Linked DNA regions of Homo sapiens: regions 1, 3 and 4 are each linked to region 2. The links are chromatin loops, found by intact Hi-C in ENCODE. Cell type or tissue: MCF 10A. All regions are shown on one strand. Links, peaks and the distances in the headings refer to the core of each region. The heading gives the core; the rest is flanking DNA.

Region 1 (8,284 bases), core at 1,929-6,928, 140 kb before region 2:
CAAGTCAACAAGGGCACACTTTCTTTCTCAGAACTTTAATCATTACTTTACAACTTGTAATTTATCCTCCTTTCTGTAGGTATCTGGTGTTTCTTGATTGTTAAGGAAGGGAGGAAGTTTTGGTTTATTAAAAGAGAGAGAATTTTTCTGGCTAATGTGTGGCCCATGAGCCACAGACTTCGCATCACCTGGGAGCTTGTTATAAAGGAAGAATCACCAGTCACAGTCCTCTAGAATCAGAACTTCAACAAGATCTGCAGATGTTTCATATGTACATTCAAGTTGGTAATGCATGGGATAGAGGACCTGATTTAGATTCAGGCCCGGGTTCAAATTCCCATTCTACAAATAAGACCTTGGGCAGTTTACTGAATTCCTGTGGGTTTCACTTTCCTCACTCATAAACTAGGAAAGATGATGCCCATTGCACAAGCTTGTTGGAAGAGTAAGGGAGCAATGTTAACTTCAGTGCTGCTATTCAGTATGTCAGTATGCCATCCATGAATGGTACTTCTTTTCTGCCCCATCTTCCCTTCCAAAAAAAAGCATTTCCTCTTCAAGAATGTGCACACTACAGAATCTGTTCTCTGAAATAAAATGCTTCTGAAATACTAATCATATCCATTTGACCAGTGCTTTGCAATGTGGTAGCGACTTGTCATGCATGATGATTTAAATTAAAATTAAATAGAACACTTCAGTTTATCTGTTACTGTAGTCACATTTCAGTACTCAGAAGCTGCATATGGCTAGTGACTAGTGTGTTGGACAGCATTGATATTGGACATTTTCATCATCATGGAAAGTTCTACTTGACAGCATTACCTGGACACCTCCTATTTCTCCTGGGTATTTGCTAACCCACAGCTTAACTGCTCATGCAGTAGGAGCTCAATAGGTGCTCCTTGGCTTGAACTCTGCAGCCTCCCTTATTGGAAAAGAGAAATGATTTGAGAATCCCAAGATCTGTTTTCCAATTACTGCTCCATCTACTCATGAAATGTGTGACCTTGGGTAAGTCACTTTTCCTCTCTGAGCCTCAGTTTTCTCATCTGCAAATTTAGAGGGGGAAAGGTAATAAGAATACCTCATATTAGTCTAGAAGCTTTTTCACTTTTTATCTCTTTTGGTAGTTTCAGCAGCCTTTCATCCCATAGGGTGACCAACTCATCCTAGTTTGACTGGTCCTGAAAACTGAAAGTCTCACGTCACAGGAACCCCATCATTCCTAGGCAAACAGGACGGTTGGTCGCCCTACCTACAGGTCCCCTCCAGTTATAAAATCCATGGTCCTGTGCAAGCCTCAGAGTGGTGTGCCAGAAGCCCCAAAACTGCTGCAAATACCAGAGGAGTATGAGCGCAGGCTCTGAAATCAGACAAACCTGGGTAAGATGCTGATGCTCCCACTTTATTTCGATGCAAACTTAGGCAAATTCCTTAATTTCTCTGAGACTTAGTTTCCCCCCTGCAAAATGAGAGTGCTAATGATACTTCTTCCGCCTGGGTGTTGTTGTGAAGATTAATTTAACAAAGCTTTGCAGAATGCTGAGCGCTCTGAACAATGTGAGTAATTCAGCAGACTCTGGAAAGGGGGCTGATCTACCTTTAGGGAGACTGTGATTAGGACATTCATGTGTAGTCCAAAGTATCTGCTAAAAGAGAGATGACTTGCTTATGAGCCATTAAGTTCCTCTTATCAAAAACTCCCACAACCTCTGCCCCAGACTCAATTCGAATAAATAACAGTTCAAACTGGTTAAATAGAGCACATTTCAACTCCCCCTGCCCCTGCTGGGATAGTGACTCTGATGCAGCAAGTTTACTGAAACACAAACTAATCATTCCTGTTGCCAAAGTAGGCTTTTGGCAGAGGTCTGTTAAGAAAGAAGAGTGAGAAAAATGTCCTGGATTGCTGAGGCAGCACTGTATTTAGACAATTAAATTTGGAAAAGCAAGACAGTTCCTGTAACTACCTCCCACATCCCCTACTCCAAGAACAAAAGGTTTTGTTGAAAGTATTCATATGGATATTAATACTGAAACTTTAAGGAGCCCCTCAGTAAACTCATCAGCTAAGTAATTACACCCAGCCATGGTGCTACCAGTGGGAAGGGTACAAAATCTCGCCTCCAAAAATTAGTCACTTGTAAGTTAACCCCACAGTCACGTCAAGCAACCCACACTTGATGGCTGATTCACAAAGATTCCTTGACATCTCTGTAGTTAAAGGGGCCAGATCACCATGGGAAGTCTGCAGAAAGGGAAAAGTTCACATTTACAAAAGACCTTTATGTTGGAGAAGAGTTTTGAGGAAAGCAGGGTTATAAGTTAGTCATTGGGTTAATGAGGGCAGAAAAGACTAATACTGCCAAGCACTTGTTGGGTGCCAAGCAGGGCGCTGAGCATTGCACCTGCCTGATCTAGTTTAGTACTCACCTAAATCCTGGGGGCAGGGATGTTTCTACCATGCCCAGAGGAGGAAACTGAGACTCAGGGGATGTGGAGGGCTTTGTCCAAAGTCTCACTGCTAAAGTGGCAGAGCCAGAGCTTTGAACTCAGGCTCTAGGTGAGATTTGAGCCTCACCTATGAAGTTGAGATAGAAGAAAAAGATGGGAGTTTTCTTTTTTACTTACAGGAGTTGTTGCAGGGGTTAAATATTCACCTTATGTTTGGCCTTGACCCTCGGAATGTAAATCCATACAGGAAAGACTCTCTTTGCTTTCCTAACCCACCCAATCTCTAATTGTCTCTCTCTCAGTCTCAGAGTCTACACAAACGACCAGGGCTCAGACCTCTCATCTACTACCCGGACTGCTATATCTTTGTCCAATCTTTTATCTTTCCTTTTTTCTAGCTGGTTATATAGGGAAATAGGAAAGACTAAGAATGAAAGAAAGGGAGCAAATAAGAGTGAATGAGAAAGAATGAAAGAGAATAAAGAACCAAAAAATTGAATAAGGAACATTGAAGAAGAGCAAATGAGAGTGATAGGTTAGGCTTTTTTGTCACCCAGACTGCGTTTGAATCATTGCCCTTACATATAATTGCTAGCTGTAAAATTTTGAGTAAATCGCTCTGTCACTCAGTTTCCTTTTCTTAATTTCATAGGATCATTGTGATGATCAAATAATATTGTCCATGCATTTTCTGTTCCCCATTAGGCACTCCATAAACCAACCAACCTCCCTCCCTCTTGCTAACTTCCTTCTGGTTTAGTCCTTGAAACAACTCATGAAGCAAGTGGTATTTATATTCTCATTTTACAAATGAGGAATGGGGAGCCTAGGGAGAGGAAATAATAAGGATCACCCAGCAAGTGAATGTCCTAGCCAGAATTCAAATGCAGATCTGTCTTTCTCCACTACTTAAGAAAGAAAGAGCAAGGTTGGGGGTGGGGGCAATCTGAATGGCACAGGCTTTTACAGTTTCTCCTTTAGCTGCTCCACTGGAGGGCTGTTGAGAAAATTATCCAAATCATGTTAATGAGCAATTGAGTGCTGAGTTTCTCTGAGGGAAGATAACGAACAAAAGCTCTGGTTAGGGCTGGCAGCCAGGAGCTGAGATAGTTATCTCAGCTGATACCACCAAGGGGCTCTCAGCTCAAATAATTAACTCAATTGCCTCCTCTCAGGGGTGAAGTGGGGCTAATAAAACGTAACCACCTAGCCTGTGGGAAAATGACTGAGTGCCCATAGATGAAGTGCTTTCAAGACTGTCTGGCACCTAGAGGTATCATCGCAGAAGCCTTGGTGAGTACCGGCTGGGCCCAGGGAGAGCTTTGACTCCTTGGAAGGAGCCCACCAGTCTTGATGTTGGCTCAACAGAAGTGGATCTGAATCCAGGATGTATCACTCCAGAGCTTAGGATGTTGGATGTAGCTCTCAACCTCTCTTGAGACTTGGTTCCTCCTCTATAAAATGGAGTTAGTAGAATTTACATCCTGGAAAAGGTGTTAGATGGGTATAAAAGAAAGATCTCCATACAGGACCTGACACAAAGCAGTTACTCAGCATACTTGAGATTTCTTCTCCTACAACAGATGTCTTTGGGGAAGGAGAAGAAGAAAGAAATGCAGTCCCCACAGGCAAATAAACTGATTTGCATCGTCTTGTTAGGGAAATGGCAGTTTCCCAACTCTAAGATTTGAGTAGGCAAATCACTTTTACTGACGGTGAGTTTTAATGGCTTCAGCCAGTTGGTCTTTTCCTCCCACCGCTCCATTACTACAGAAATGTATTTCCTTTATCCTTCTGACCCACAGTCTTTGTTGATTGAGAGCTTACTTGAGGCACCGTGGTAAATGCTTTCCTGAGATCTCTTATTTCACAATAATAAAAATGAGTGATCGCATGTATCCTCCAACAACTCTGGAATAGGTGCAATTGTTATCCCTATTTTACAGATGAGGAAACCAAGGCACAGAGAGGTCAAGTCACAGGCCCAGGGTCATTTAGTAATAAAAGGGAGAGTTAAGACTCAAACACAAGTTTGAGTCTGAGTCCACTGCTCTTAGCATGGTTGGAGTCAGGAACTCTTTCCTAGATCACCCTGCAAACACCAGCTGACCAGGCTGAGCAGCTCATCTGTTCAGTTCAGTCACTCCTTCCTAGAGTCTGATGTCCTGCCACCCTCACCTCCTGAAAGCAGGTTCAGAGCTTCATAGTTATTCGGAAGTCACTGGTTACCTTTCCCAAAGCATCAGTAGGGTTACCTGACAAAGAAGGTTATACTAAAGTTGCCAAATTGAGTCGTGGCCCCTCTCCCCTTGCCCAGCCCATCTCTCCTCGCTCATTCTGTAGATCCAGGCTTCCTCTTCCCCTCAGTGCTGCATGGCACACAGTAGATACCTCCCCCTCAGTGCTGCATGGCACACAGTAGGTACCTCCCCCTCAGCACTGCATGGCACTCAGTAGGTACTTGTCTGTGGCCTGAGCTCTCATCACATTTACAGTCTTGCTATATGACTGACAGAGAATATATATGACAGAGAATATGAAAAATCATATTCTCTGAACCACATTTTCCTTATCTATAAAACCAGCAGGGGGAGAGATGGGGATAATTCCCAGAGAGAAGTAACATAGCTAGAGATTAAGAGCATAGGCTTTAAAGCAGACTGCCAGAGTCCATATCTTGCTCCTACTAGTTCTGTAACCTTGGCCAGTTCATGTAACCTCTATATGACTCAGTTTACTGTAAAAGGCAGATGATAGCAATAGTACCTAGTTTTCAAGGGTGTTGTGAGGAGTAGTGAATACATGTAAACTACTTAGAACAACCTTCTAAAGGGCTGTATTCAGGATTTAATAATAATAATAAAACAATTATTACTGCTTGTATCCTGTTACAGAATATAAACATTTCACAGATCTCATTAGCCTCTCATGGAAGCCTCTGAGAGGTGTACCCTACCTCTTTACTTTTGAGATAACAGAGATTCAGAGAGGCCAAATAATTATTCCAAGATCACGCAGCCTGCAAAGGACTGAAAAGGGATGCAGACCCAGGGTTTCTCTCCTCTGCAGAGGCAGATATATGGTAGAGCCTGACATACATCTTGGTGAGTTTTGCTTTCGCTCCACGCCCCTTCCTCCTCCATCTCTGCGTATACCTGAGAATGTCTATGTAATCTAAGCCTTAGTTTCTTTAACTATAAAATGGGGGTGATACAGACTATCTATCATCTGGGAATATCTAAACCTTTGCTGTTCAAAATATGAGCCACAGAACAGCAATATCAGACTCCCTGGAGCTTGTTAGAGATGTGAACCCTCAGAACTGCTGAGCCCAAATCTGCATTTTTAACATGATCCCCCAGGTGATCTGCATACATGTCAAAGTTTGACAAACACTAGACTAAAAGATGTAAAAGTGTTTTGTAAACTATGAAGTCAGGTACACCATGTTAATAGTAATTTGATAGAAATGAATAGCAGCATTTCCTATACTTGCTCAGTATTTCCATTCACACGGACATTACTGGTCACTTGCTCCTGAAGAAGGGGAGGACAAGAAAGTGACCAAAGAGAGGCATTCTCTTGGTTAAGTGAATTGGTTCCTGGGGGAACATGCTTATGTGGGACATATACTAAAATATTATTGTTGCTTATCTGAAATTCAAATTTAACTGGGTGACCTGTATCTTTTGTTTTTTGTTTTGTTTTGTTTTGTTTTTGAGACGGGGTCTTGCTGTGTCGCTCAGGCTGGAGTGCAGGGGCAGGATCTCAGCTCTCTGCAACCTCCGCCTCCTGGGCTCAAGCGATTCTCCTGCCTCAGCCTTTGGAGTAGCTGGAATTACAGGTGAGCACCACCATGCCTGGCTAATTTTTGTATGTTTAATAGAGACAGGGGTTTCACCATGTTGGTCAGGCTGGTCTTGAACTCCTGATCTTGTGATCCACCCACCTCGGCCTCCCAAAGTGCTGAGATTATAGGCATGAGCCACCACAACTGTCTGTGACTTGAGTCTTATCTGGGAATTATTCCTAAATGGATCCAGTTGTCTTTTAAGTGCAAAGTCCCTGACGTTTGGGGTATTCATTTAGCTAATCGCAGAGCCCAGTGTTAGGGCCTCTTTTGATCCTAAGGTTACTGAACAATGGTAGGGAAGGGAATCCTATTAGCAAGTGTCCCACTTTGTGGAGTACCCATCATTTCCAGTCGCTTTACTTAGACAATTACTGCTTCAGTCTTGAGACTTGCTGCTCCAAGTGTTGTTATGGATCAGCGGCGTTCCTTGTTAGAAAGGCAGAAAGAATCTCAGGCACCACTCTAGACCTACAAAGTCACCTGCAGTACAGGTGACTAACATGTACGTTAAAGTTTGAAAGGCATTGGGCTAGGCTATTTGGGGTAAGGAATAGTCAAGTATTCCTTGAAAAAAAGAATCACTAGTAGACTTGATTTTTTTCTAGACTGGTTTAGGTGTACAGCGGAATTGAACAGAAAGTACAAAGTTCCTGTATACTCTTCTCTACCTTCACCTAGTTTTCCCTATTACAAACATCTTGCATTAGTGTACTACGTTTGTTACAATGGATGAACCAATATTACATTATTACTAAGTCAAGTCCATAGTTTACACTGAGGCTCACTCTTTGTGATGTACATCCTATGGCTTTTTGTGGGTTTTCTTGAGGTGTAAATTTTACAATTTATTAAAATTTAAGGTACATTATAAAACTTAACGCTTGTAAGAACCCCGTGAAAGTAGATAATTGAGGGTATTTCTAATTAAATTTTACAAATGAGAAAGCTGAGGCTCAGGGGGGTTATTTAACTTGTCCAAAGTCACAAGGCTGCCAACTGGCAAAGGCAAAATTTAAGGCTAGATCTCTTAATTGAAATAAATATATTTTCTTCCTCAACTACAATGACTTACACAATCTGTTCTCTGTTTTAAAAAAAATATTTCAACTTTTATTTTAGATGCAGGGGGTACTTGAGCAGGTATATTTAATGAGTATATTGCATAATGCTGAGGTTTGGGATACATATGATCCCGTCACCCAGGTGTGAGCATAGGATTCAATAGACATTGAGTCCTTGCCCCGCTCCATGCCTCCCCTCTTTAGTAGTCCTCAGTGTCCATTGTTGCCTTCTTTTTTCTTCTTTTTTTTTTTTTAGACAGAGTCTCGCTCTGTCGCCCAAGCTCGAGTGCAGTGGCGCGATCTCGGCTCATTGCAAGCTCCGCCTCCCAGGTTCACGCCATTCTCCCGTCTCAGCCTCCCAGCTGGGACTACAGGTGCCCGCCACCACGCCCGGCTAATTTTTTGTATTTTTAGTGGATACGGGGTTTCACCGTGTTAGCCAGGATGGTCTCGATCTCCTGACCTCGTGATCCCCCTGCCTCGGCCTCCCAAAGTGCTGGGATTACAGGCGTGAGCCACCGTGCCCAGCCTCATTGTTGCCTTCTTTATGAGGACCCAATATTTAGCTCCCACTTATAAGTGAGAACATGCGATATTTGGTTTTCTGTTCCAGTGTTAATTCACTTAGGATAATGGCCTCCAGCTACATCCATATTGCTGCAAAGGACATTATTTCATTCTTTTTTCTGGTGACTGTGTGGTATTCCATGGTATACATGTACCATATTTTCTTTATCCAATTCACCATTGGTAGGTACCTGGGTTGATTCTATATCTTTGCTATTGTGAATAGTGCTGTGATAAACATACATGTGTCTTTTTGGTAAAATGATTTACTCTCTTTTGGATATATTCTATGGGTTTTGACAAATGCATGATGTTGTGTATTGGCCATTACAGTATCATATAGATT
Region 2 (8,284 bases), core at 1,891-6,890:
TTCCTCTCTTCTATTTTCCTATTTTGTCTTTCTTTTCTTTTGTTCTTTGAGTAGAACCTTTCCATCAACTGCAATTGTACCCAGAAGCCCAAGGTGTAATGTAAATAAAGTCTGAACTTCTCTGAAGCTAGAGATGGGACTCAAATCCTCAAAGCTCATCTCCACTTTCCTTTTGCCAGGAAGAGTACATTTCAATACCCTCCATCCTCCCTGTCACCCTAATGCTAAATCAGCCTGAAATTAACTATATCTCAAGTAGCCAGAACCACTGGGACCAGGTATTACAGCCGGGAAAATAATAACAAATATTTATAGAGTGCCTAATACATGCCAGGGCAGCCAGGGCTTTTTAAAAAGGATCTTGTTTCTGTTTTTTTTTTTAAAGATCTGTTTAATTTTAATTCTTTTTATTTTCAGTTTTTATGGGTACATAGTAGGTGTTCTTTTTCCTTACCACCCCTTTCTCTTAGTCTCAAATTATTTCTTTTCAAATTAAAACTAATCTTGTATTGTTAGCCACCTTAAATACTTTTGAGAACAAGTTAACTTTATAAACAGATACTAATACAAAACACAGTATTCATTTAATCCTCACAACAAATCTGTGGAGTTAGTTTTAGAAATTCTGTTTCATACCTGAGATCAGCGGGGCTCAGGGAGAAAGAGAAGTTGCCCAACATCACTCCAGGAAGTTCGCAAGCACAATCCTAGCTCTCTGCTAGTGGGGCTTGCCATGCCTGGCACCACTCTCACTAGCAGGTTTACGTTTACTAATTTATTTAATCCCCATAAAACCCAGTGAGATGGATACCGCTGCTGTCGCCACTTTACAGATGAGAACACAGAGGATTGCACAGGTGAAGTAGCTTGTCCAGGGCCACGTGACCAACAAATACTGGGCCAGCCCTTGAACCAAATCATCCTGATCCATGCCCAAGCCTGTGTTTGTACCAATGTGGAGCCCATCTCGCCAGTCTGACTTGCCCTGCTTCTGTGACATGGGTGACAGCAGAGAGCTCTGCTGGGGACCTGAGAACCTCATCTTGTATTAATGCCTTCTTGCCTCAGAAGCCTCCTGCCTCGGAAGCCCTTAACTTCCCTCCTCCCTTTAAGGGCCTTCTCCTTCCCTCCTGAGCGGGGCTGGAGGAAATGCAGAAAGGCTGGGGCCATCAGAGTAGAGTCAAGGCAAGTACCATGATCATTAAGCAAACCAGACCATCTGGGGGCAAATCTGAGTCTCCCTGCAGCCTGGCTATTGACCTCTCCCAGGTTAGTTAATGTAAGTCTCCATTTTCTCAGCTACAAAATGGGGATTATAATAGTAACAATCCCAGAGGTATTGTAGTAGGGCATGAAAAGTGCTTAGAACAGTATCAGTCGGCCTCTTGGATCCGTGGGTCTTGCATTTATGAATTGCACCAACTGCAGATTGAAAATATTCAGGAAAAAAATAATTGCAAAGTTTCAAAAAGCAAAACTTGAATTTGCCATGTACCAAGTACTATGTTAAATCCACACAAGTGAAGTGATGTCTAGACATTGTGTTAGGTGTTGTAAGTAATCTAGAGATGATTTAAAGTGTACAGGAGGATGTGTGTAGGTTATATGCAAACACTACCCCATTTTATCTCAGGAGCTTGAGCATCCTTGGATTTGGGTATCCACAAGAGTCCTGGAACCAATTTCCCTGCGGCAATGACTGTATACAATAATTGTTGGCTACAGTTATGTGTATGTAAAAAGCCTAGCGATTAATAGCTGCTGTCTATGTTACTACAGTCGAGTCTTTGTCTTGGGGGATTCCATATATACATGGAACTTTTGACCAGGGGGAAGCTAGAATTAGCCAAAAAACTGAGTCAGGATGGGAATCCTGATCTTGTTCCTTCTTATTCAGGTTCTTTTCCTGTGGGCAGCCTTCCAACAAAAGCCTATTCAAACTGACAAATGCTCTCAAGTAAACCTTTACTGTCTGCCAGACCCCGCTTGAGCCTCTAGGTCCAGAAAAACCAAAGAGGCACAGGGTCTCCCTTCCATTTTTTGTTAATTGTGGGAAAATACTCATAACATAGTATTTATCATTTTAACCTTCATAATTGTCCAATGCAGGGACATTAAACACATTCACAATGTAGTGTGAATCACCTCTATCTACATCCAAAATTTTTCGTCATCCCCAGCAAAAAAACTCTTTACCCATTAAACAAAAAAACCCACCTTCCTTCCATTCCCCCCAGCCCCAGGTGACCTCTATTCTACTTTCTGTCTCTAACCACATTTAAAAAGAATGTTTTTGGCCAGGTATAGTGGCTCACGCTTGTAATCCCAGCACTTTGGGAGGCCAAGGCAGGTGGATCACGAGGTCAGGAGATTGGGACATCCTGGCTAACACAGTGAAACCCCGTCTCTACTAAAAAACAAAACAAAACAAAACAAAACAAAACAAAACAAAAAAAAACCACAAAAAATTAGCCAGCTGTGGTGGCAGGTGCCTGTAGTCCCAGCTAATCAGGAGGCTGAGGCAGGGGAATCGCTTGAACCTGGGAGGCAGATGTTGCATGAGCCGAGATTGTGCCACTGCACTCCAGCCTGGGTGACAGAGCAAGACTCCATCTCAAAAAAAAAAAAAAAAAAAAGAATATTTTTATTGTGGTAAAATATACATGACCTTAAATGTATCATTTTGACCATTTTTAAAATTACAGTTTAGTGTCATTGAGTACATTTGCACTGTGCAGCCATCACCACCATCCATCTCCAAAACTTTCATTTTCCCAAAGTAAAATTTTGGACCCCTTTCCCCCAGCCCCTGGCATCCACCATTCTACTTTCTGTCTCTGAACTTGACTACTCTAGCCTCCTCATATAAGTAGAATCATACATTATTTGCCTTTTTGTGTCTGGCTTATTTCATTTAGCATAATATCTTCAAGGTTCATCCATGTGTAGCGTGTTCCCTCCTTTTTAAGGCTGAGTAATATTCTATCATATGTATATACCACAGTTTGTATATCCATTCATCCATCAACGGACACTTACTTGTCTTGCTTCCACCTTTTGGCTGTTGTGAATAATGCAGCTTTAACATGAGTGTGCATTTCTCCCTATCTTTGAGCCTCTTGTGGTCTAATGTGGGGGAGGGACATGTAGATCCACCTTCAAGTTGCCTTCAATGAGCTTCTGTTTCCTCATCTGTAAAATGAGGGTCATGTGGGAATTAAATGAAACAATGCATGACTTAGTGCAGTGCTTGTCACACTGTAAACATTCTATAGATATTAGCTCTTGCTGCAGCTACAGCTGCTATCAGGCAGAGATTTTTCAAAAGAAGAGAGGACTGGAAATAGGATGTTTATCTTGAGATCTCTGATAAACATCACATCAACCTACTCTCACAAACATCCTGGCAAGTAGGCCTGAAGATCTCGATTTTCCAGACAAAGATACAGACTCAGAGAGGCCCTCAACTATGAGACAGAAGAGGTGAGCCTGCAACATGGCTTGCTAGGGCTTCTTACTTTGTCAAACTGTGTGAGCCAAGACAGAAAGGCCCAGGGGAAAGCAGCAAATAAAATCTCCCTTGAATGCAGGGCTGTCCTGGGGTAAAGCAAACACACTTGTCCCAGGCAGCTGGAGGAAGGAGCTGGGAGGGCAGATTGAGGAAAGGCATTACACAGAGGCAGGAGCACAGCCTAGGCAAAAGCCTAGAGGTAAGAGGTATAGCATCTGCAGGAGAAATGGCAGGATGCCAGTCAATGAGGTGCAAAGGGCGTGTGCATGGAGGGTGGGGCCAGGCCACAGAGGGCATTGCAAGGCGGACCAGCCCAGTCCAGTTCCTGGGCCTGAGAGGGCTCTGAAGAAATGCCCAAGGTGGCATTTCAGGGAGATTAGTCAGACTGATTGGACAGACGTGCTTGCCTTGCAACACTTTCCTGCCTTCAAACCACAAGCAGTATTTTAAAAATTAATCTTGTGTCTTACCAATATTATGTACATAGTTCAAAAAGTCAGATAGTTCTACAAAGCCCATTCCCCAGCCCCATTTCCCTCCACGCCCAAATCTTACCACCCAGAGACAGCCACTGTTCAATATTTCTTCCAGTATTTAAGTCCGTGCTTCTAAATATTATGTCTACATGTCTCTTTCTTAATTTTTTCATTAGTTATATGGCCTACTGACTTTCCATTACAAAAGAGAACGACTTAGCTCTCTTCTGTCATGGAAACACTTTACCTTTCCCAACTTTCCAATCTAGATATAACATTCCTTTTGTTAGATTAGTTTTTATAGCATTGTGACCACATAAATCACAGCTAAGCCATATTGTATCATGATTAAATTTTTGCTTTTATATGACTTATTCTTTTCACTGAAACTGCTGCCTCATTTAAAAAAAAAAATCTATTAGCTTTATTTCCTAGGTACACACATCCCTCTCCCCTCAGTGAGAAATTTAAGTCTGCTCTCAGAATCTTCAAGCACATCAGGTAATCAAGCCATCCATCTTGCTTCCTTCTGGAGCTCTCAGTGGTCCTGTTCTCACCTGGATGTTTGTTCTCTGTCTGCTGCCAAGATGTAGCTGTCCCCCGGATGTGGCAAGGGCATCCCTGACGCCAGACAGGTGAACATCATTCATCTATAGATTTTACTCAGAAAACACCTACTGTGTGCTTCCAGTTGCCAAAGAGGTCCCATGCTGGAGGCTGGAGATGCAGAGGTGACTTGGATACAGTTTTTACCTTCGAAGGGCTCTCAGCCCAATTGGGATAAATACAGTTAAGTGATGGGCCAGAAGTAAGCCTGGACGTTATGGGAACTCAGCCTTTGGAAGAGCCAGGAGTTATGAAAGGCTTCCTGTAAGAGGTGATGCTAAATGAGCCTCGGCTCGTTAGGAGGAGTTTTCCAAGTGTTATGGGATCAGATTCCTGGTAAGAGAACATTATGTGCACAGTCACGGGAGCATGACAAGACATGACTCCTTCTGGAAATTGTAAGTAATTAATTAGTGATGATCATGTGGGAGGGTTCCAGTCGAGGGGTGGGCAGGGTCCTGTGTGCCAGGTTAAGGGACCTGAGGGCAGTGGGGAGCTACTGAAGGATTTTAAGAAGGGGTGACATGGTCAGGCCTGCATTTAGAAGGGCTAGTGAAGGGGACATTGAGGTCTAGCAGAGGATAAAAAGGCCTGAGCTAACACTGGCACTGGGAGTGAGGCATGGGGCTCAAGATACCTTTTAAAGAAACCAAATGGACTGGACTTGGGGACACAGGGGATGTGGGGATGACCGATAATTCCCAAAGGAAAAAGTGTTTCGATTCCACATATGTCTCCTGGGAAACCTGAAGGTACTCTAGGCTGGGAAAGCTACTGGCCTCTTGGGGTATTTGGGGACCAGACATGCTAAGGGGGTGGATACCCAGAGACTAAAGGAACAGGACCCGGGCCTAGGGTCTCTATAAATTGGAGAGCAGAAGCAAGACTGAAAGACCATGTGGTGGAAAGGGTTGGTGCAGCCTGATAGGTAAGACCATGAGCTCTAAGCTCAGGCAGCCCTCAGTTTAAATGCCAACTCTGTCAACTGCTTGTTGAGCCTCAGTTTACCCATCAGAGAAATGGGGATCATAATACTACCTACCTCATGGAGTGGTTGTGAGGAATAAATGAGACCTTATCTGTAAAGCACCTGGCATGATGCCTGGAACAGAAGAAGTGCTTCGTTTTGTGTCTTCCTATTGTTGGTCTTGGAGAGTAAAAACTGCTTCAAAGATCAGGTGACATTTGAGGTGATCTCAGAAAAGGAGTAGGCAGAGATGGCTTCATGGGCAGGCCCACAGGGCCATGAGCACAGAAGAGCCCCATACATGATTGAATGTTCTGCTCTACCATCTTGAAATTCTCAACGATTTTTGAGCAAGGAGCCCCCCATTTTCATTTTTCACTGGATGCTGCAAATTCGCTAGCTGTGCTGTCATAGGAGACCATTCGGCAGAGAAGAGGAGGGGAATGCTTTTGAAGCAAAGGGGCTTTAAGTGTGCAAAGACACGCTGGAACTCAAGGCTCAGCCTGTTCTGAGAACAACCAGCACGAGTTATGATGTTCCTAGCTGGAGAGTTGTGTACGAGGTAGAAGCTCCAAGTGGAAAACAGTGAAAGGCCTCAAATGCAACACTAAGGAATCTGGCTGTTACATATTGTATATGTGGGGGGCTTCCAAACATTTCAAATCTGAAAATGTTAAGGTCATTGATGTTCAGGCAGAACACTGGTGAAACTGGAGGTGGAATGGTGTGGAAAGTGTTGTGATCTGTATTTTATAGAAGAGAAAACTGAGTCCTAGAGAGGTGATATGAGCATGGCTGCAATATGATTTTCACAGGCCCTAGGCAATTTTGCCTATGTGGACTCCTTTCTCCAGAAAAGTGTGCATGTATGTGTGTGTGCGTAAAATTATACTTTACAACTACATTGACATGAAGACAAAGATCTTACTATTCTATAAGAAAACATTTTCTTATAGACCCAAGGTGCTGTGTCTGCTGTGCTGAACAAGTAAGTCATCCGGGATGTCAGTTGCTCTCTTTTCAGATGTTGTAGCCAGGACTCCTGGACCTTTCTGGAATGGGTGGGAAGTCCTGTTTCTCCTCAAAGGGAATGCTAGCTAGTCCCAAAGGTCATTTCAACTGGGGCCTTCTGTGCCTCCAGGGACACTGTGTTCCAATCTCCTACAGAAGGAACTGAAGTTTGTCTGGGTTTGGAACTGGAAGGTGGGGCTGACTGACAGGTAAAGGAGACAGAGTTGTGAATGTTCTGGGGTTTGGGGAGAAATCAAAGGTCTCATATCTGCAGATGTTTGCGACTTTGCCCTTATGTCACCTACAGCTTCAACCCCAGGGACTGGGCTGCCTACCTACTCCACCCACGGGGAGGGCGGGGAGGCTGAGTCAGCGGCGGCGGCTGAGGATGTCTGGAGAGGAGAAAGATCACTGTCTGTCTGTCTGTTGGGGTTCCAGAGAAACCTGTCTGGAGAGGGGGAAGCATGCAGGCCTTCCTTTGCACGTACGTCAACTGCTCACGTAGCCAGGAGAGTCGACAGAGGTTCTAGAAGGATAGTCCCTGCTTTACCTCCTTCCTGAGGCTTTCCTTAAAGATCTTCACTGGCCTTCTCTCCCTTTCCCCCTGAAACCCGGGACAGTGACAGGATGGCCTAATTCATGAGCTTCAGTCCAGTCCTCCCCCTCTCCCAGCTTTGACTACTCATGTACCTGGTGGGGAGGGAGAATGGCAAACAAAAGAGAGCATAAGGAGGGCGGAGGGACTATTTGGGAAAGAAAAATAGATCTGGCATAGCAGTCCCTTTAGGTCTCAATCTTCAAACCTGGGCTTTCTCTGGGCCCAGGGGTTTATGAGTGAATGAATGAATGAATGTTCAACCTTTCCTGGTCTTAGAAGTCACCCCACTGTCTGTCCTCCAGTTCTTATGGTCAGGAGATACCCAACTGCTTCTAAAATAGGAAGGAAATTGATCAGAAAGGAAACCTGCAGATAAATTTGAGTGAGAATTATTGAGACAGTTCCTACCTGATTACCTCTATTTTCTCTACAAAGGCTGAAGGTTTGGTGGGATGACAAATAATAGGAATCGCTACTGCATAGAGGAGAAGGGATCTGACTGGGAATTTGCAAACACATTACAGGGCAGTGTGTGGCCCCTGTGATTTTGGTGGGTAAGAGTAACAGCTAATGTTTCTTGAGCAGTTATTATTGTCCAGGCACTGGGCTTAGTGCTCTGTAGACGTGACCTCTTTGGTCTTCAGATGCACCTAAGAGGCAGGTGCCCCAGTCAAGATGAGCCAGGTCATACTACAGGAATTACAAAAAAAATTCTAGGTGGCTGCAGACACAAAGGTCTATTTCTTGCTCCTGCTCCATGCATCCATGAATGTGGCAGGGGGAAGAGGTATGGCAAGTTGCAAATCCGAGAAACCAATAAGGTTTGAAAGACTGGGAAGGAACAGAGAAAGGGGTTCAGAGTCTGGAATTCAGGAGGAGGTCAATGAGTCAGTCTGAGGAGAGCTCTGAAAAGATAAGAGGGAGGGGTCAGAGTGAGACCCAGCTATTTGAGATTTCAAAGGTGGAGCAGTAGCCAGCCGAGATGAAAGCTGGGTGCGGCTCTGAGTATAGGTGGCTGCCGCGGAATAAAGCAAAGGTCCCTGGAGTTGAGGAGGTCGAAGGTGGGAAAGAGGGAGCCACACTTCTAGTCTTGGGGAAAAGGGGGTCTGGAAGGA
Region 3 (8,284 bases), core at 1,356-6,355, 49 kb after region 2:
CACCCACTCTAGGCCAAGCATTGTATCTAGAACTGAGCATAAATCCAGGCAGTGATGTCCAGCAGGCAGCTGGAAAGAGGGTGGAGCTGGCATTTCTGTTGTAAGCATCATCCCCATGGGGATAATTTTGGAAGTTGTGGGAGAGAGCACTTGGAGAAGAAAAGTCTAGTTCCATAAGCCTTGTCCATCATGCCTCAGCTTCATTCGTGGGCTGGGAACACAGTGTTTCTTTGGCTTGTATGGCTGAGAGGCAGACGCAGAAAGAGCGTGAGTGGAAGAGCCCAATCTGGGGCCAGCCTGGGGTCACACAACAGCCCTACCAGGTAACTGTGTGTATGACCCTGACTGAGTCGGCTACTCTCTCAGAGCCTCAGTTTCCTCAGTTTCAGCAGAAAAACAGGAATGCTTATCCCTCTGTTAAGAAAGAATATTTGTAAAAGTGTATTCATTCAACCACAAACAGGTATTGAACACCAATATGTGCCATGTTCCAGGGTAAAAGCCTCAAATGGGAGTATCAGAGCCATCATCTGGGAGGGATATATAAATCTTTGTGGCTGCCATACCTGGCTTCTGCTGCACCTAAGGCTGCCAATCTGACCCTGTCCACCACCAATCAACACCAATCTGCCCCTTCCCCAGCCCATCTGAAAAGCAATATTTTTGTGATTAGTAAAGAAAGAGAAAAACGAATGTTGTGCTGTCCTCTGGAGAGCTGGTTTCCAGAGCGGCAGAAAAAGGGCCCACGTGAACCATGCTGTTCTTGGCAGCCACTGCGCTGTTCCTCACAGCCAGAGGCTTAGAGCTTTATTTGTGGTTTGAGTTACAAGCAGGGGTGAAAACCCCAGAAAAGTGGGGGGAAGGGAGAAAACATTTTAAAAGTCGAGAAAATTGCCCTGTATTCTCAAGTGCAGGCAATTTGTCCAAACACCTGAGCTCTGTAGAATCCTAGTGGTCTGACTGTGGTTTTATATTCTGGGGCTCTGGGCCCAGTGTCAAGGGCGGGGGACATTTTTTCATACATTAAGAAAATCACAAAATCACTTTTTACAAGATATTAATGAATACCTTTACTGCTTCAATGGTGACATTGTTGGAGGTTTTAAAAAAACTCCAGGTTAAGGTTTGGGGGTGATTTTGTTTTGAAGGCTGCTACATAAGGTATTTCACAGTCATTAAATAGGAGATTTAGATGTTGACCCCAGGATCCCGTGCAGAGGACACTAAACATTTTAGAGATAGAAGAGCCCTTTAAGATCTTTAAATTCAACCCTCTCCTTACACCGATGATAAAAACAAGGCCCAGAGGAAGTAAGAAATATGTTCAAGGAAACGCAGCAAGTTTGTGGTAGAAGCAAGTCCAGATTCCAGGACCCGAAGGTCTTTGTAGCAGCCTTTGCAGCAGCCTGGAGGTGACATTGGGCCTCAGAAACCATGACTGGCCTCCCCCTCATGTTGACATTTCTGCGGCAGTGACTTTGAAAGCTGCCTTTTATGGCTCTGGCTTTGGAAGGGCAAACACTGTTATCAGTAAAACAACACAGGTGCTTTCTAGAGTTGGAGCCAGGTGGAGCCAAGCAGGAAGGGAGACCCCTTCGCACAGGCAGACATGACCCAATCACCTGTCTGGTTCAGAAGGGTGCAAAGACCCTCCTTGGGGAGTGGAACAAGAGGCTTCTGTGGTGGTGAAGGGCATGGCTTGGGGGCCAGACAGGATAGCTTCAAGTCTCAGTGACATGGCTGGCTAACTGCAACCTCAACAACCTCCCTGACTGAGCGTCAGTTTCCTCAGCTATAAAACAGGGATGTTGATGGCTCAGTCCTATGACTGAGCATATTCCAAGTGCTCAATAGCACATGTGGCTAGTGGCTACTGTATTGTACAACACAGATACAGCATTATCACAGAAAATCCTATCATGCAATGCTGGTAGGGGCTCTGGGCTCTTGACATTAGTTCTTGATCTCACTCACTACAGCTACTGAAAACAGAAGACTGGTCCAAGTGAGGTCTCCAGCTCTAAGGGCTCGGATTCACGGCAGAGATCCACGGTTCCTGGCTCCTCTCTCTAGCCCTTAGTCCTCTCTATTACTGCAAGGATTTGGCTTCAAGGTTGGAGCCTGGCTCACTGCCTTTCTTATGCTTCCTAAGCAGAACCCCAGGGTGAGAGGATGTGTGTGTGAGGGGAAGAGGCTGGCCAATGCCTCCTGTAAAGGTAGGTGTCCAGAGTCTGAAAGCCTTGGGTTCAATTCCTGGCTCACTCACTCAGATGTTAATGGCTCCAGGTAAGTCACTGAACCTCTCGGAGCCTCAGTTCTCACATCTGGGCTTGCTCTAGTAAGGGGTAAAGAGGTAATGGAGGGAGAAACACTTTGGAATCTGTAAAGTACACTGTTCAGAATGAGAAACTTCTACAAGTAGATTGACTCTCCTTGCTCTGCCCCTTTCTTCACTAAAAGAGTATTTAGATAGAGGCAGATAGCTGCCTTAGAATATAAGCAAAAAGATGTTTTATTTAGAGACATTTTCCAGACATCTGGAGATGAGAAGAACTTGGTATCCCAGAGACACCCTGGAAGAGTCCCCTAAAGGAGAATGGGAAAAGGAAAACATTCTCTGAACACCTATTATATTTTAGATACTGTGACAGTCCCTTTCATATATAAAGAGTGGCAATGATGATGATGCTGGCTAACAAGAAAGTTGAGTGCCCACTGTGTGACAGGTACCCTTTTGATTGCTTTACATATATTATCCCCATTTTACAGATGAGGAAGCTGAGGCACTGCAAAGTAAAAACAAATTTCCAAGGTCACCCTAAGCTAAGGTTTAAATTGCAGCAGCCAGAGTCGCAGGGCCATGTGCACAGCCGTCTCTCCACACTGCGTTCAGTCTGCACATTGTTAGTCTCATGTAACACCACCTGCCACTTTCAGATAAGGAACTGAGCCTCAGGAAGATTACGTTACTTGCTTAGGGTCACATAGAGGGGAGAGAGGAGGTTCATTGAGTGTTTTGCTTTTTTTCTTCTTTCTTCAAAAATATTTCCTTCTTTGGCTATCTTTTTGACTAGAACAAAGGCATTGTTGATTCAGTTCGCGTCTGAATCTTGCTTCCTATTATTTCCTCACTTGAGTCCTAGGTTCCCCTTAGGATCAGACAGAAGAAGTCTACTGCCTTGTTCATAGGGAAATCTCTGAAATACCCAAAGCCTATCCTCCCAACATGTTTGCTTCTTTTCTTCTTCAGGAAAAGAAATACAAGTCCTTCCGCCTTGGCAAAGATGATAGTACCGTTCCCTTCAGTGTTCCGGTTCTGCTCTATTGGATAAGTTCCGGTTTGACTATGACTACGTGAAAATGTGGAACCAGACCTTCACCCCACATTCCAGCTCCAGCTCTACCACAGAGGAAGTGCAATATCACCTTAGTTATTCAACACATTATGCTCCTCGTGATACAACCAGAGTTCACATCAGCAATCTTGGCAGCTCTCACCACGCTGCTGACTCACGACTCTCTCATGTCCCAATTTCCTGTCCATTGTTCTTTCCTCTACTTGGCCTGATTTCTAAAGGCCTCTCTTGGTTGCATTAAGCGGGATTCCTGAGGGATTCCCTTGGCAGTTACCTTGGGGGAGCTCTTAGGTTTGGGGCTGATCCATGTCCTCTAAATGTAGGACTTCAAAGCTCCCAAAGATAGGCAGGCCCAGTGGGAAGCTGGGAAATGCTCTCTGACCCCTCTGGGAGGGCTGGCAGTCAGAGGGCCTTTTGGAAAGAGTCAGACCTGATCCATAAGTCCCTGGAAAACACCCTGCCCAGGGAGCAAATGCCACTGTGGCCTTGACTGAGGCTTCAGAAGAGTTTGGGAGCTGCAATTCATCCACACACGCATTCATTTTCAAGTAGTGGTTTGCAGTTCAGGCTTTGGAGCCACATAAGCCTGGCTTCAAAGCCACTTTCCAGCTTTGTAGGAAGTCTCTACATTTTTAAACCTCCATTTTTTTTTCCTGTAAAACTGGGGTCTTCATGGTACTTAACTTCATCGTGATGTTGAGAGAATGAAAAGAAAAAGGATAAATAAATGGCTTAGCCTCGTGCCTTGGCACATATTGTGATTGTTTCTTCACGTCTTTGTTCTCCTGGTGAAGCATTTATTCAGCAAGTGTTCACCAAGAGGCTGCCGGGGCAGCTGGGCGCTGTGGCGGAAAGAACACAGATGCTAATAAAAGCCTGAGCACAGGATCAGGCTCTGTGGGTAAAGATGCTCCAGTGGACCAGCTGAACACTTTACAGGAGACTCGTTCTGGCTCTGCATTTGGACGGCTGAGCTCCCACCCACTTCATCCCCCACCCGCAGCACACACACCAGCTTCTGGGCCATTTCTGAGTTGGGAGCTTCTCAGATTACGCTCAGTGTGACCTTGGGCAAATCCCATCACTCATCTCAGCCTCTGGCATATTTCCTATAAAACAGAGATAATAATACCCACCATACCAAGTTTTTGTAGTAGATTAACCAACAGCAAATGTGAAGTGCCCAGCGAAGCCCAGCATGTGGTTGATGCTCCACAACTTCTAGCTCCATTCCCCCCACCACACCTTCCATAACCGTGTGCCAAGCTTGGGCTAGATGCTGGTGGTCAACAGATTAAAAGAAGCTAGACCTGCCTGCAGGGAATTTAAACTTTAATGGGGGAAATAAACATTTGAACTTCTATCCCAGAGAAAGAGCGCTAAGGGCTGTGATGAAATTATGTCTGAAGGGTTATGGAACACCAGGAAGGGCAAATCGCTTTGCCAGTTTGGCCCTCAGTTTCCTTGTGTGTCAAATGAATGAAATTGGTTACTACCCCATGTGAGATGACTTAAGTGAGTTAGTGAGTGTGCAACTACATGTCGGAAAGTTTAGTTCTGTGCTAGTGCTTCTATTTACTTATCTGTTTCCCCATTAGAACTTCATCCCCTTGAAGGGGATGTCTTCTAAGCCTATGTCTTATTCATTCCTCTGTCCCCAGCACACTGGCATAGAACTGGTGCCCAGTCAACATCTGTTGAGTAAACAGATAAAATGACTTATTATCTAATTTTATCCCCCAAGACCCCAGAGAGATACACCATCCTATAGATGGAGGAAAAACTGAATACAGAGTTCAGTGAGTGGCCTGGCAATCAGTGGCTAAGCCAGGCATCTTGGAACCTGTGGTGATGACCTTTCTGCTAGATTTCACAACACAGGCCACTCTGGTTCGGGTGGGATGACATTGCTTTCCTGGACATGACTCAGCTTTCCCTGGGGGTCACTGAACCCAGCCATCAGCCTTCACACTGAGTCATGGGCTGAGGTGAACTTCAGACCTGAGGAGGGAGCAGGGCTGCCCTGCCAGGTGGGTGTGCCCAGGGATCCCTCAGTCCAGCTGAGCACACCACCTGGGAAATCCTTCATGGGGTGAAGATGGGGCGGGGACAAGGATGTCACACCAGATCCACACCCATCTCCCACAAGAGCGTCTAAAGAGCAACACCTATCCCGTCACTGTGACTGGTGGGCTCTGACTCAGAGGTGCCCCTTCTCCATCCCCAATGTCACGTCCTCAGCATTGACTCCAATCATCTTTTGTTCTGCCTGGACTCCTAGCCTCCACTCTATCAACCTTCTTTTCAAAGAAGTTAAGTGATTTGCCATAACCACACATTATGAATATCATGTACTTATGTTCAGAAATTCTTGACTGGCTCCCTACTACCTGGAAAATAAAATCTAAACCCCTGGCTCAGCACTCAAGGTCCTCTTGCTGAAGCCTCAGCCTACTTTTCCTGTTTTTTTCCTCTGTACACCCTTGAATCCTTCATTTTAGATCAGTCTGTGTGTTGCCATTCTACAGAGTTGCCCTTTACTTTCCCTTCTCCTTGCCCTTGCTAATATACTAACTCACTTTCATCTGGAATGTCCTTCCCATGTCTTATCCATTCTTCGGATCTGAGCTTAAAATCCGCCTTATTCAGGAAGCCCTCCCAGATCTCCTCAGCCCAAACACTGGGATAATGCCAGCTATGTTTATTGATAATTTCTGTTGTGCAAATTGTTATGATCAGTACTTTATATGCTTCATTTCAGTTGATATTTCCAGCAGCCTTATAGCTAAATGAGTATTTATTACCCCATTTTATAGATGTGGTAACTGAGACTCAGAGAGGAGAGCTAACTTGTCCACACCTACATTCCTCTTGAGATTCAAAGGCCAGTGTGCCTGACTCCAAGTTGCTCCATGACTTTGGTTCGTACTTCCAATGTTCTTTGCACCTCTTTGAGGTACTCATGTTGTTGGGTGTTGTATTTTCCTAGGGGACTCATCCACTCAGTTCTACTGTGATCTTCCTGAAGACAAGTGAGTAGCTCTGTATGTAGTGTCTGACATAGACTGGGCTGTGAGGCAGAAAGCAAGAGCGAGAGAGTGAGAGTTATGAAGCACCGCCATGTGCTAGTCCATGCTAGTTACCATAAACATACATACATAGCTTTTAAGTGTTGTTAGTCTCATTTTACAGAAGAAACAGAGGCACAGAGAGGCTAAATAACTTGACAAAATCTATGAGAAAAAAAGTGGGGTAGACCTACATGGAATCATCTCAAAAATATAACATTAAGTGAAAAACACAAAAAATGGAGTGCCTGTTGGCATCATGTGCTCTCATTAGGGAAAATAGAAACATATTAAAACATATATATGCTTGTTTATGCTGAGACTGCTTTAGGGACACAGAAGAAACTGCTTCGGGGAGGTGACAAAGGAGGGCCTTAGAGGAATAGAGACTGGAGGGTTGAGGGAGACTTATTTTTTTAATCATCTAACAGTTTGAGTTTAAATAGGTATTTTTAGTTATTTGCATGTATGTCTTTCTCAAAAATAAAATTTGCTTATTTAAAATATGGATTCATGAAAATTTTTGAAGATCAAACATTCCAAAAAGAATTTAGCCTTGGGCTTTTCTGGCTCCAGGAATCTTTATATTATAACCATCTCATTTCTGACATACAGGCATACCTCGGACATATCGTGGGTTCAGTTGCAGACCACAGCCATAAAGCGAATATCACAAGACAGTAAGTCACACAAATTTTTATCTTCTCAGTGCATATAAAAGTTATGTTTATACTATACTATAGTCTTTTAAGTGTTCAATAGCATTATGTCTTTAAAAACACTGTATATACCTTAATTAAAAACTACTTTATTGCTAAAACAAAAAAAAATGGTAACCATCATTTGAGCCTTCAGTGTGTTGTAATCTTGCTGGTGGAGAATCTTGCCTTGATGTTGATGGCTACTGACTCATCTTAGTGGTGGTGGTTGAAGATTGGTGTGGCTGCAGCAATTTCTTAAAATAAGGCAACAGTAAAGTTTACTGCATCGACTGATGTTTCCTTTCATTCCATCTCTGATGACAGATTTCTCTGTAGCATGCGATGCTATTTCATAGCATTTTATCCACAGTAGAATTTTTTCAAAATTGGAGCTAATCCTCTCAGGTCCTTCCATTGCTTTATCAACTAAGTTTAGGTAATATTCTAATCCTTTGTTGTCATTTCAACAATGGTAACAGCATCTTTACCAGGAGTAGTTTCCTTCTCAAGAAACTACTTTCTTTGCTCATCCATAAAAAGCAACTCCTCATTCATTCAAGTTTCATTATGAGATTGCAGCAATTCAGTCCCATCTTCAGCCTCCACTTCTAATTCTAGCTCTCTTGCTATTTTTGCCACATTGCAGTGATTTCCTCCACTGAAGTCTTGAACCTCTCAAAGTAATCCATCAGAGTTAGATTCTACTTCTGCCAAACTCATATTAATGCTGATATTTTGACCTCCCATGAATCACAAGTGTTCTTAATGGCACCAAGAATGGTGAATCCTTTCCAGAGTGTTTTAAATGTACTTTGCCCAGATCCATCAGAGGAATCACTATCTATGAAAGCTATAGCCTTATGAAATGTATTTCTTAAATAATAAGACTTGAAAGTTGAAATTACTTCTTGATCCATGGCCTGCAGAATGGATGTTGTGTTAACAGGTATGAAAACATTTATCTTCTTGTACATCTCCATTAGAGATCTTGGGTGACCAGGCGAATTGCCAGTGAGCAGTAACAACTTGAAAGGAATCTTTTCCTGAGCAGTAGGTCTCAATGGTGGGCTTAAAATATTTAGTAAACCATGCTGTAAACAAATGCGCTGTCATCTAGCTTTGATGTTTCATTTGTAGAGCACAGGCAGAGTAGATTTAG
Region 4 (5,000 bases), core at 1-5,000, 83 kb after region 2:
ATATTTCTTAAGTGGCTTCTATATGTCAGGGATTTCTGCTACTTCTAGGGGGAAGAAGAAAGGAGTGGAGATAGATAATAAACAGAAAAAAATAGATAAACGAGAAAAATATCATCTTGTGAAAAGTGCTACATTGCCATTTACAGTAGATTTAAGTGATGGAGCATAGGTGAAGGGCTTTTTTAGGCAGAAGGCTGAGAAAGCCTCCTCGAGGAGGTGGCATTTAAGCTGCATGAACTAACCCTTAGCTCCCACTTCCTGTAAAGGTGAGCAAGAGCTCCTACAAGGGAGTGGCATAGGTGCTGGCTAGGGATGTAGGGGTCGTGATTGAATACAATTAGGTAATGTCTTCACAGGATGGTAAACACCCTTGTATTCTCTTGAAGGAGCTGAAACGTATGAACACCACAGCTTCAGGGCCAGGCAAAGTTGGGTTTGTGTCCCAGCAGTACAACTCTCCAGACTTTGAGCCTCACTCTCCTCTTCTATACAATGGAGCCAATGACACCTCTTTCCTGTGTATTAGAAACACCACCTAAGAAGATGTAGATAAAGTGACTGCAAGGTAAGAATTCCATAAATATTAACTCCCCTCCCCACCATATCAGAGAACCCTAAAGTTGAGAACTGCATTTCTGTACATATCACTATATTAAAAACCTAAAGGGGAAAAAAATGGACTATTCTAGTGACTACTTGTTCATCTCCCACTCAAATGCCAAAAAATGTTTTTTCAAGGGAAACAAAATAGTAGGAAAAGGAAGGATGCTTTAAAAAAAAAAAAAAAAGTCTCTCTTCTCCCTTGCCCTAAAAAAAAAAAAAAATGGTTTCTAGAACATCAAAAGCTCCTCAAAGGATCAACAATATTTTTTGATGATGGAAGTATGAATAATCAAACATATGGATTGCATTTCTTTAAATTATGCAGTACCTAAAAACCAGGAGGGAAAAGAGGGTGCTGGTAAAAATGTTTTTCACATTTTATTAAAACCTCAAGTTCTGAGAAATACTTTTATGACTATTACACACACACACACACACACACACACACACATATATTTTTCTCTATCCAACTTTCAAGAAAAAATAAATTATCACAATGAGCACTTTCTTCCTGCTCAAAGTGTTGTTCTGGCCAGTTCTAATTCTTCAGCACCAGCTTCATTCATAGAAATTAGGGGACCATAAAATGGTTTGGCTCCCAAGCTCTGCTAACATAGCAGTTGTGTGACCTTATGCAAGTCACTTAAATTCTCCAAGCTTGGGCTTTCTCTATTGTAAATAGGAAGCAAAGTCCAGACTTCACAAATGGTGGTGAGAATCAAATAGAATGAGACCCTATTTGAACAAACCTTGTAAATTGCAATGTCAAGTTCATGTGAGAGATGGAAATGGCTCCAGGAAGCTATCTGTGCCTGGACAGGGATACCAGCAATGGTTAAAGAGGCCAAGTGCCCACCTTCAAACTCCTGCTCTGCCTATTATAAGTTGTGTGTTTCTGGGCAGATAACTAAGCCACTCTATGCCCATTTACTTATTTCCAAAATGGGATATTGCTAACAATAATGGTATCTACATCACACAGTGGTAATGAGGATTAAATAAGTAAATATTTATAAAGTAGTTAGGATAGTGTTGGTGTTTGTTCTGAAGGAGAGAACACGAGAAGAAGGAAGGAAGGAAGGAAGAGGGAGAGGAAGAAGGGATGGAGGAAATAAACATCCCACTAGAGATCTCCTGTGCTGGAAATTCACCATTTAGTCCTTGGTATTAAGTATTATCTTTTCTAAGAGTCCTTTTTGAAAATGCAAATGTTCATAAAAGGCATGGCATAGCAATTCAAATTTAATGTGCATTTATTGAGCAAGTACTGTATGCAAGGCATTGTGTTGTGTCATATAATCCTCTGACCCCTTCGAGACTGGGAGTGGGGAAGGTGACACATGGAATCAAGAGGAAAAGGGGAGACAGAGGGAGAGAAAGAGACAGAAGGGCCATTTCCCCTACAGTGGATTTGGCATTGAAAGGACTTGGGTCCATATGTCGGCTCTGCCAGTCACCAACTCCATGATCTTGGACAAGCATTCACCACCTCAAGTTTTACCTTTTAAAAAATCAGGATAATGACAATTAGGTTGCTGTGGTGACAAAATGAGATCATGTGTGTACACATCTAATTTTTCTCCTCCCTACTCCCCATTTTTGTGACATGCCTCCTGTGACTTCTATGCACTGGATGGAAAGGAATTGCTAATGGCTGCAGCTAGAGGACTAAAGTCAGAACTCTGTGAAGAGGACATCAGTTTGCCACTTTCTCTGTTCAGTAAAAAGGCAATTTTTGTGGAGACCATGCTCCACTAACTCATAGGAAAGCATTTTCTCCCTGTGACATCTCCAGTCGATTTCAGCCGGCAGTAACCAAGTGACTAACTCTTCCTCCAGGGGCAAAGAGCCAGACCTGGTGTTTGACTTCTCCCTAGCCTCCCAAGTGCAGAGATGATTCCTACCGGATACTGGTCCTTGGAGGAAATGGGAGAGAAATTCAGCTTTGGCTTTAGCAATTCAACTGATAAAGGAGGCAGGGAAAAAGCTAAGTGAGACAGAGAGACTACAAAGCCCTCTTCCTGGATCCTGGCAGATGCCAAAGGAAGAATCTGCGAGTGAGTAATTCTGCAGCCTGGAGCCCAAAGGCTGCAGCCAGAGGTCTGTGCCAAGAAGGCAGCGGGTGCAGGAGAGGTGGGCGGCTCCTGGGCTGGCCTTAACCGGATGGGGGACAGCTCAGTGTGAGTCAGAGGCTGAGCCTCTGCTCCAAGGGCCTCCTGCAGGCCACATCCATTCAGATAGGCCTCCCACGAAGGAAGCTTTCCCCTGCATAGACTCAGGTGGCCTTTATTGTGATAGTGTGTCATCAGTAGGCATTGCATGCAGATGATAGAAAATTCCTGCGGTCCAAGCACAAGTCTGCACAAAAACAGAACAGATAGTCAAGGACGCAGGTATCAGGTCTGTGCCCAGGTTGTGGGCTGCCGAACTCCCATGCTGAAAATGACAACAGCTATCATTTATTGAGAGCTCACCTGGTCCCATCACTGTGCAAAGTGCAAGCCAGCTCCAAAGCCCTTATGTGCAACTACTAAACATTTTGGTCTCCAGAGTGTACAGTAGAGCTAGGAGAATATTAGGTAAGCCAGTTCTCTAACTACCTCAGTTTCCCCATTGCAAAATGGGGATGATATTTGCCTACATTATGGGTTACTTTGAGAACTGCAGCACAGCAATTCAAAATCCAGGCTTTTGAGTCAAAAAGATCTGGGTTCGAGTCCCAGCTCTGCCTCTGATTTGCTGTGTGAGCTTGAGCAAATGTCTTATCCTCTGTGAGCTTCAATTTCCTCATGTTTTGTGGATCGTAAGAGAACCAACCTCAAGGGTTATGACAAAAATTAAATGAGATAACATATGAACCTGCTTCCTCATCTGTAAACCAGAGAAAATAATACACATTTTTCTCATTGTTGTGAAGAGTAAATAACATTTTAAGATGGTTTATTAATATATTTCATATTCAGTAGGTTCATGGTTATTATTATCATTATTACCATTTCCATCAAATAAGCCATTATATAAAAAGTTATTGATAAATTTTAAGAGGCTGTTTTTGATCAAAAATATATTGTTTACTATATTTAAACAAGGCTCTAAATGTGGTAATTAGTATTTTTATTATAACTGCCATTTTCCTCATATACTACAATCTCAGTATGGGGCAAGGGAGCAAAAAACTCACTTGATCTCTCTGAGTTCCTTTTCAGGAGAAATTTAGGTTACATTAGGATTTTCAACCTCAGACCTGTGGACCCAAAAGGGTCTGGGAAAGTAGTAAAGGCAGTGAGAGAAGGGTACCTAGAGGTATTTTCAATATTCCAAAAGGTATGGGAAATCATATACTTGTCAATAATGTGACCTCCACAGACTATCTTGAAGACCAAGTTTCTTTTGCTTCAGGTTGAAATTGTAGTGGCTTGGCATGGCACTACTAGTTAACTGCTGTTCCCCCGACCTTCTATCTGGCTGAAGTGTGGGCAATAGACAAGCTCTGTTAATACCGTGGGACTCTGGAGCCAGAGTCCCTGGCTCCCCACTTATCAGCTGTATAAACTTAGGCAGGATTTATAACCTTTCTGTGCCTCAGTCTCTTCATCTGACAATACTGGATAACAATATTGCTTCCCCATGGAGCTATCATAAAGAACCATATAAGTAAAGCAGTTAGGATAGTGCCTGGTCCACAGTAATCACTCCATATGATGAACTCAGTTGTCATTGTCATTGCTATCAGATTTCAAGAAACACCTTCCCAGACTCAAACATAAATAAATCATCAATGGTAACAATTGGAAGCATGTTCAGAGTGAGTTTCTGTGATGGGGAAGAAAGAGAGCCCACACTTATTGGATGTGTATGAGACACTGGGCTACATGGTACAGATGTCATTCTATGGGATTTGGCTCACCATGATGTAAGATGAGTGTGTTACAAAGGAGGAACCAAGGCTCAGAGGGGTCCCAAAGTCACAAAACTAGCAAGTAGAAGAACCAAGATTCCAATACAGCCCTTCTGGACCCCACAACAAAATTTCGATGAATTATACCATGGGGATGCCAGGAGAAAATTAAATTACAGAGGGTAATTTTTCTCTTTTTTTTTTTGAGATGGAGTTTTACTCTTGTTGCCCAGGCTGGAGTGCAATGGCGTGTTCTTGGCTCTCCACGACCTCCGCCTCCCAGGTTCAAGCGATTCTCCTGCCTCAGCCTCCTGAGTAGCTGGGATTACAGGCATGCGCCACCATACCCAGCTAATTTTGTATTTTTAGTAGAAACGGGGTTTCTTCATATTGGCCAGGCTGGTCTCGAACTCCTAACCTCAGGTGATCTGCCCACCTCAGCCTCCCAAAGTGCTGAGATTACAGGCGTGAGCCACCAGGCCCGGCTCAGAGGGTAATT

Evidence for each region. Hi-C counts contacts between places; a loop is a spot of excess contacts. Peaks named below come from ENCODE experiments on the same cell type or tissue, not always from the same donor. Only the 100,000 strongest peaks of a DNase experiment are listed, where the experiment ranks them.
Region 1: a loop joins it to region 2, with 2.1 times the contacts of the local background. A loop is called at or near these places in 5 of 110 quality-filtered maps.
Region 3: it touches region 2 in a loop (4-fold over the local background); 4 of 110 quality-filtered maps call a loop at or near these places.
Region 4: it touches region 2 in a loop (7-fold over the local background); 3 of 110 quality-filtered maps call a loop at or near these places.

What each region holds. Positions count from the first base shown.
Region 1 is chr1:59,073,498-59,081,781 of GRCh38, reverse strand. The region is part of intron 2 of LINC01358 (long intergenic non-protein coding RNA 1358); the gene reads right to left. Among named protein-coding and RNA genes, the nearest start is that of LINC01358, 57 kb to the right of the region's middle. RefSeq lists enhancers at 3,066-3,607, 3,608-4,151, 4,696-5,239 and a silencer at 3,671-3,965. In MCF 10A, for the core only: a CTCF peak has its summit at 4,992; no DNase peak of the experiment used is centred there.
Region 2 is chr1:58,928,551-58,936,834 of GRCh38, reverse strand. No RefSeq gene overlaps it. Among named protein-coding and RNA genes, the nearest start is that of LINC02777, 29 kb to the right of the region's middle. In MCF 10A, for the core only: no CTCF peak of the experiment used is centred there; DNase peaks (open chromatin) are centred at 3,814 and 4,884.
Region 3 is chr1:58,878,701-58,886,984 of GRCh38, reverse strand. All of the region lies in intron 1 of JUN-DT (JUN divergent transcript), which reads right to left. It overlaps LINC02777 (long intergenic non-protein coding RNA 2777), which reads left to right. Exons shown (of 5, transcript NR_183656.1): 5 at 3,251-4,107. Among named protein-coding and RNA genes, the nearest start is that of LINC02777, 21 kb to the left of the region's middle. RefSeq lists a silencer at 1,366-1,561 and enhancers at 3,594-3,888, 2,791-3,990. In MCF 10A, for the core only: no CTCF peak of the experiment used is centred there; DNase peaks (open chromatin) are centred at 3,524 and 5,284.
Region 4 is chr1:58,846,789-58,851,788 of GRCh38, reverse strand. The region is part of intron 1 of JUN-DT (JUN divergent transcript); the gene reads right to left. LOC107984961 (a long non-coding RNA gene) reads left to right here. Exons shown (of 2, transcript XR_001738081.2): 2 at 387-830. Among named protein-coding and RNA genes, the nearest start is that of LINC02777, 55 kb to the left of the region's middle. In MCF 10A, for the core only: no CTCF peak of the experiment used is centred there; a DNase peak (open chromatin) is centred at 2,758.